Regions from separate parts of the Mus musculus genome. Here regions 1 and 3 are each linked to region 2. Evidence: chromatin loops called from intact Hi-C (ENCODE). Cell type or tissue: left cerebral cortex. All regions are shown on one strand.

Region 1 (2,500 bases), 77 kb after region 2:
CCAAAAGACAGTCATTCTCCAACAAACTGATGCTCAGTCCAGAACAGGGCTGGCTGCTTAAAACCTACCGATATCACATCTTTTCATGAAGAACTCTCCATCCACTGTTTTCATTACTAAAGCTCCAGTTTTCTTCAGGGCCTTTGTTTGTCATTCAATTTAAGTACAAACACAGCGAATAAACGCATGAGCAGCAAAGCTAACATTTTCTTGTCTCCAGGTAGAAAGGGAAACCAGTACAAAGGCCAGAGACTCGAGTTTCCTCTGGACTCTGATAAAGAATTCACAGCGTGGCCCCTGCAAGACCTTTCTCCGTGCTGTAGCCTGCTCTGCTATAAAAGGAGAGCCATGAGCCAGACTGTCTCCCATGGACCCCTTCAGGACTGCCATCCTACCGTTTATGTATTCCTTGGGAAAGGACCGGCAAGCAGGCTGACTTGTCCTCATGGCCCCGTGATAGAAATCACACCTCCTGCAAGGCCCTTCTCTCTATTTCATCTTGCCCTTTCAATCTGCTTTCTCTCGACAGTCATTTGGCAGTAAAACTTCTTTTTCACTCCTAACACTTCAGCAAATCCTGGCTGTTACTCAGATACTTCAGTTCTTATTGGTGCTGTTTGGCTCTGGCACTGAATGGGGTTCTAAATTGTTCCTCTCTTCTCAACTGCAACTTTTTCCAGCAAATGTTCACACACACACACACACACACACACACACACACACACACACACACGCCCCCTTTCTTGATGAGAGCTTGGCTATTGTCCTTGGTCCTTGCCGCTATTATTAATAAGTACATATGGAACCACATCCAGGCTCCCACTTTCTTTACAGATCTGAACGCCTCCAGATCTTAATGCTATCCTATCTACTTTCAGAAATGCAGTCATTTGTCCTTGGCTCGATTTTTTTCCAGAACTGACTGGCACAGGAAGCCTTTTTGGAAGGGCAGTTGGCACAAGGCTCGATTGGCAGGTTCAGGGGAATCATTTCAGTTACACTTTCATCTGCCAAGTGTGTATTCCCTGGTGACCCAGTTTGAATTTTAACTTTCCATCAAGACCACCTGCCTGGTGTTAATTAGTTATGGTTTTGTATTTTATATGCAAACTTATTTTTTCCCATCCATGAGCTGGCACAGCCCCACTGGGCTTCTCTTACGGTTCTGCACAAGCAGCTTTCTCAACTAACCCAGAAACATGCTGTAGTCAGGGCAGAAAAGCAGTCACAGGAATCAGAGGGCTGGGATTTGGGGATTACAGGGTTCAAGTCAATGCTAGCAGAGCGAGCCTGCTGCTCTTATGGTAGTTGTTTGCTTGAGAATCTTGAGTTTATAATTTGCAGCAATTCTTTCTTACCATATACCTCACATGAGCATTACCCTCTTTAGTACTCTGCACAGTAGGAGGGCCTGTGCTCTCATACTATGGACACAAATGTACTGATTTTAATACTATTTTAAAGACCCGTGTCCTTTCCACTCAGCTGTGGGAGAGATAGCAGTAGTGAATCTGGTTGATTAGGATTCCTTACTTTATTTGGAACCAAGAGAAGAAATGGCCTATCCTGCCTGCATGAAAATGTTAAAAGACAAATGTTCTTTGTCTTCTAGTGGTGTGGGCATGTCGGGAGATGTGTTCTGACCAGGTAACTTTCAACACTGTACCCAACTATCCTTACTAAGACAAAAATATATTAAAACGGTAGACACACCTGCTTTCAAGAAGTTAAAAAAAAAAAAAGAGTTGATATTGACATATAAATGAAACTGTTGTAAGAATCCAGTTTCCACATTAGGTGAAAGAAAGAAAGAAAGAAAGAAAGAAAGAAAGAAAGAAAGAGAGAGAGAGAGAGAGAGAGAGAGAGAGAGAGAGAGAGAGAGAGAGAAAGGGAGGAAGGGAGGAAGAAAGGAAGAAAGGAAGGAAGGAAGAAAGAGAGAGAGAGAGAGGGGGGAAGGAAGGAAGAAAGGAAGGAAGGAAGGAAGGAAGGAAGGAAGGAAGGAAGGAAGGAAGAAAAAAGGAACAGTGTGACTCTGATGCTTGTGACTTTCCCAGATTCATGCACTAAAACCGTCTTCATCACTGTGATCTGAAGTGGTGGGCCTTGGAGGGGATTAGGTTTTGAAGGTGGAACACTCATGAAGTCAACATGATTAGAAACTCCAGAGAAAGACCCAGCATTCCTGATGTCCCCACAACACATACCAAGACTCCCATCTACAAATCAGGAAGCAGCCCCATGAAATGCTGAATGAACCTTGAATTTCTAGCCTCCCAGGTTGTGAGTTTACATTTCTATTGTTAGTGAGTTGTTGGTTTGTGGTATTTTGTTGGAGCAGCTTAAACAAATTAAGACAAGGCACTTTGTTTTTCCATCAGTTGCTTTCTGTACGCTTTTAAAACAAGATTTAACTGAAATAGAAACATCAACCCGATATTGTTCTCACATATACACATACTTGACTTATCTATCATACCACATCTAAAGGAGTGACAAGAGA
Region 2 (2,500 bases):
TTCCCTAGAATGACCCATTTTGCAAATGTTCAATTCACAGTCAGCACATAAGGGTTCTGAGCCCTGTTTTTCCTTTTTCTTATCTGAGGTCACAGACCTCAGGAGAGCCCAGAAGGGTTACAGGCCAAAGTCGTCTTCTTGGAACTCTCTGCTTGCTAGGAGAGGGCTGCCTGCAAAATAGATGCCTTGGGAAAAGGTTGGGGGCGGGTCACCTTTTCAATGCTGAGAAGGAACAGCTGGTTTGAATTTCTCTCCCCTTCTGTCTCCTGCTGCCTTCCTCACAAACCCATGGAGAGGAGGATTTGTCCAGAAGGAGCCAGCAGCATGAGGAAACTACCTTCTATTTCTATGGGGTGCTGTTTTGTGGCCTCGCTGAATGTGCTGACTGGCAGAGAGGGCCTAGATTTTACATGGCTAACTTTGTCAGAAACCCGCTAGAGCTTTGTCTGGAGAACCTTCTTCTAATAACAGCTTTTAACTAAAACTCTAATGGAAATAAGTATCCTAAGGTCCATATGGAGAACTGGGTAAAATGGCAGAGATGTGACCCAACATACAAAAGCAAGCCAAGTGTAAGAATTACTTGCTTCTGTGGTGGACACCATCTCTAGTTCTAAATCGCTATCTCCTTATTCATCGCTCATGTTGACAGGGGACTGCTGCTTCCCACCGTCACCCTGGGCTGGGGACACACACAGCAGGAGGGCTGGGGACACAGCAGGAGGAGGGCTGGGGACACAGCAGGAGGATGCTCCCTGCTGTTTCATTATGAACAGGTGCAGAAACGGGGCCCTGTGGAGCGGAGCTCCAGCCCATGATTGTGACTAGGTGTTCTGAATAGTGCCTATCTTAGCCTGCTTACAACAGCATAATAAATCCAGTGCTTACCATGAACATGTAGTGCTAGGAAAACAGTAAAAATAACATGGAAATGTTTGGGAAAAACACACGATATGGCTTGACTATTTTTATTTAGTTTTGAGGTCATCCACGCTTTTTTAAATCCTGAGCATGTGGGTGCATACACACACACACACACACACACACACACAGAGAGAGAGAATAAAACTCACATCTCTCGAGTGAATGGTAAACCAGTAACAGATTTTCTGTCTGGCTCCTCGGCACCCTTGCCTCAGGCCCTGTTGGTGTGTGGTTCGGCAAGCAATCAAAGGTCATAATTTCATTGGCAGTTAGCATCAGGTTTAATTTTTCTAGCATGTTGCATTTACCAAAATGTCTGGTTTTAGTTAGGCCAAGCACTCTCCGAATCAAGCTTTGAGCAGTATTGTGTGTTTAGGTACCTGAGGTTTATGGAACACACATGCTAATTGTTTTCAATCACTTTCCTTTCTAAACACAAAAATGTGTTTTCTGAAGCTGAGCAACAGTAGTCCTTGATGACAGTGCTCATTTCTTGTAGAAAAGGGCCTCCAAACAGGTAAAAATGCCAATTTAACAAGACTGCCGCCTACTGATGGTATAGTTGAAAAGAATACCAATTAAGGTGTTTTATTTTTTTTTTTTTTAATTCACTGCTTTGGGTTTCTTTTTAAAGGTGCTTCTTAAAAATTAACACACACCATTTAAATTGCATTTCAGGAGTGTGACCAAGTCCATATAGATGATGTTTCATCAGACGACAACGGCCAGGACCTGAGGTGAGCGAGCCTTGGTGCCCAGACTGAGTTTTCCTCTGTTAAAAGAGTTTAATTACTCAGCAATTAAGATGAATTTTCTGTTTGATTAACTCCGGGCTTCTCTTGCATCTAAATAGCACATACAACTTTGGAACAGATGGCTTTCCTGCTGCAGCCACCAGTGCTAATTTATGCCTGGCAACTGGTGTCCGAGGTGGTGTGGACTGGATGCGGAAACTGGCCTTCCGCTACAGACGAGTAAAAGAGATCTACAACACCTACAAAAACAACGTGGGAGGCAAGTGGCTGGTGGAGGCCTCGGTGGGCTGGGCCAGGAGTGTACACCTACAAAGTGCCACTCACTCTGGGGCCACACTGTTGGGTATAATAGAATACGGACAGTTTTATCTAACATTAAATTCTACTACAATTTTATAACAGACATAAGACTAGAACCAGCTGCCCTGGCTGCCAAGTGCCATGGGATGGCGGTGGCCTGCAGTGACCTGGGATAGCCTGCAGTGATATGGGGTGGCCTGCAGTGACCTGGGATGGCCTGCAGTGACCTGGGGTCAGCTCCTTGACCTTTTCAACACTCAATGATCCTTCCAAACCAACCTTGTCCACAACACAAGATGGGTTATAACATTGTTCCCTGTCCTGTGTTGTGTTAGCCTGAGTTTTCTCAGCATAGTTCATGATGGTCAAAGTGGCTTAAATATAAAGGAAATAACAATCAGTTAATATAATGGCAGATGCATGGATGGAGCTGTTTCCAGTATGGCTGGAAAATATGTGCATAGTAAATATGTGCCTTCCTCCAGCCAGGAACCAGTCCTAGGTCTGGGGGGGAGAAACAT
Region 3 (2,500 bases), 49 kb before region 2:
CAGAGTATGCTCATGGTTTTGGTCTTAAGTTGGGCCTCTTATTGGTTGGCCATTCCTTTACTCTCTTTGTCCCTCCATCTTTCTGTGTTTCTTATAGAAAGGACACATTTTAGGTAGGTTTTGTGGATAGGTTGGTGTCCTTATCTCTCCACTGGGGTTCCTGCCTGGCTACAGGAGGTGGCCACTTCTGGTTCCATAATCCTACTGCTAGGACTCTCGGCTAGAGTCACCTCCATAGACCCCCCAGAAACCTCCCCCATCCCAGGTCCCCTCCCTCCGCTTCTCTCCTCTCCCATCCGCCATCACTCTCCCAGCCCTCTTCAAACGTGTTATTTCCAGTACTAATCTTGAAGTCCTTCTTCCTGTAACCCTCTCTTCCTACATTGCACCCTCCGTATTCTCAGTTCAAATCACAGACTTGAGCCTTGACTTTTTTCTTATCTCCTTGGTGACTGATTTTGCCTCCTAATCAGGACTCAGGTCACAACCTGTGTCCAGACCACACCTCTCCCTCATGTAAAGTACTGAATTATCTCTTCCTTGGTCTTCAGCCTCTTGCCACCCAAGAGGTAAAGTTTCCTCTCCCTGGCTGAATTCTTCACTGTCATTCAGGTTCCTTGTTCCTGCTAGGCCCTCCGTAGACCCAGATCAAATTGTTGTTGTTTTGTTCCCCACCCACCGCACATTTCTATTTATTTATTGGTTTGTTTGTTTGTTTATTCATTTATTCACTTATTTAATGTATATATGAGTATACTATAGCTGCCAGAAGAGAGCATCGGATCCCATTACAGATGGTTGTGAGCTACCATGTAGGTGCTGGGAATTGAACTCAGGACCTCTGGAAGAGCAGTCAGTGCTCTTAACCACTGAGCTGTCTCTCCAGCCCCCCCCCCCCCCCGGAGCACATTTCTATTCTGTCTTTACTAGCACAGTTGTCCTGTTAGAGTTGTTTGTGTGGAGTTTCTTCACAGTCTGCAGAATTCTACCTTTCCCATGCCATAGCCTTTCTCTTTAATTTTACCCTCTTGTGTTTGCTTGAGTGTCCATGAATTTTCAGCCCTTAAAGACAGAGCTTGGTCCAGTTGGTGCAATCATGTATTCTAGCTCCTTGGTGCTGCAGCTAGGCCTGTGAACACAACCTGTAACCAGTATTTCTTAAAGGAAAGGAACTCTCTTCAGAATATTTTCACACCCAGAGCTCAGTGTGGGTGAACCTGAACAATTGCAGAGGGTTTAGGGAAACTTGAGCAGTGGGTGTTTTTTAGAAGATTAAATTAGCTGAGCTGTTTGAGCAGTTGGTGGTTTAGCAGATTAAATTAGCTGAGCTGTTTTGCACAAGTTGCAGGAAGAAGACATTAGAATCAGTAGAGCTGGCTTAGAGCTACAAGCATTTAATTCCACCTCAGAGAACACAAAGGAAGAGATTTTTACAAAGCTAGCTTGCATCACTTTTAATATCATCTTCTTCTAAATTTCTAAGTTGTGAATATATACATATTTCAATATTTAAGGATGTCATACTATTAATCTTTTAAAATCATTTTCTTCTACCAGGAGAAAAATTTTGCATAAATTTTTTTTCTGTTTTGCTCAAAGAACTCAGTAAACCATATTTAACTATAGTTTATTTTAAAAAAAAAGTGATGAAACGTTTTCAATTGTATTTTGTATTTTAGAGACAAATATACATCAAAAATATAATGTAGTAAACAGTAAAAAGTGTATGGTAATAAAACCCAAGTTAGATACAGATTTTGAGGACAAAAAAAAAGCATTCTGGAAATCCATATATAGAAGTTACCATGTGACAAGATGCAGCTAGATGTCTTTAGCTCTTCTCAGATAGGCTCTTCCCAAAGCTGGGGAGCCCCAGGTTTATCATTGCTCTTACAGTGAAGGACTTAGCCTATAAGATGCTGCATCTAATGCTAACCTCTTCAAAAGAATGCTTCATATTGAAGCCATGGTGGAGACTGCCCCATGTTCTTTAGGTGGGGACCACCCAGATTCCACACATTGTGGAATGTTTCTTAAAATGGAAGGCTAAACTTTCCTCGAAAATACAACTTTGAATCTGTCTGACTACTTAAAACATTCATTTGGAGCCCATTGTTCTCCTTGCTTAGAATACTTAAACAGAGGGTGTGGCTGCCTTTGCAGAAAAAGAATGTTAGTGTTGACTTGAGTGACAATTATATTCTCTCTCTCTCTCTCTCTGTATGTGTGTGTATGTATGTGTATTGGGTTTTATTACCATATACTTTTTTTACAGTGTGTCCTTCTTTTTGGAGACTAGTCCCCATGTGCTTCCATGTCATATATTTTGAATCTATGTTTTATATAACAAAGAAATGCAGAAATTTGTCTTTTTTAAATCTAGATTCTCATGATATGATAATCTCCAGTTTCATCAATTTTTCTGAAAATGACATAATATTACTCTTCTTTATGCCTGAGTCTAACATTTCTATGAAATGAGTTAGCTTACAAACAAATC

The links. A loop is a pair of places that touch in the nucleus more often than their neighbours do. Peaks named below come from ENCODE experiments on the same cell type or tissue, not always from the same donor. Only the 100,000 strongest peaks of a DNase experiment are listed, where the experiment ranks them.
Region 1: a loop joins it to region 2, with 2.0 times the contacts of the local background. A loop is called at or near these places in 2 of 42 quality-filtered maps.
Region 3: a loop joins it to region 2, with 3 times the contacts of the local background. A loop is called at or near these places in 3 of 42 quality-filtered maps.

The regions. Positions count from the first base shown.
Region 1 is chr1:14,107,182-14,109,681 of GRCm38, reverse strand. All of the region lies in intron 3 of Gm39596 (a long non-coding RNA gene), which reads right to left. Among named protein-coding and RNA genes, the nearest start is that of Gm39596, 66 kb to the right of the region's middle. In left cerebral cortex, no CTCF peak of the experiment used is centred here; DNase peaks (open chromatin) are centred at 635 and 988; H3K27ac peaks cover 219 bases.
Region 2 is chr1:14,183,787-14,186,286 of GRCm38, reverse strand. It overlaps Eya1 (EYA transcriptional coactivator and phosphatase 1), which reads left to right. Exons shown (of 18, transcript NM_001310459.1): 13 at 1,603-1,661; 14 at 1,778-1,938. Among named protein-coding and RNA genes, the nearest start is that of Eya1, 130 kb to the left of the region's middle. In left cerebral cortex, a CTCF peak has its summit at 1,470; DNase peaks (open chromatin) are centred at 842, 1,114, 1,211, 1,832 and 1 more place.
Region 3 is chr1:14,233,119-14,235,618 of GRCm38, reverse strand. The region is part of intron 9 of Eya1 (EYA transcriptional coactivator and phosphatase 1); the gene reads left to right. Among named protein-coding and RNA genes, the nearest start is that of Eya1, 76 kb to the left of the region's middle. In left cerebral cortex, no CTCF peak of the experiment used is centred here; a DNase peak (open chromatin) is centred at 1,227; H3K27ac peaks cover 350 bases.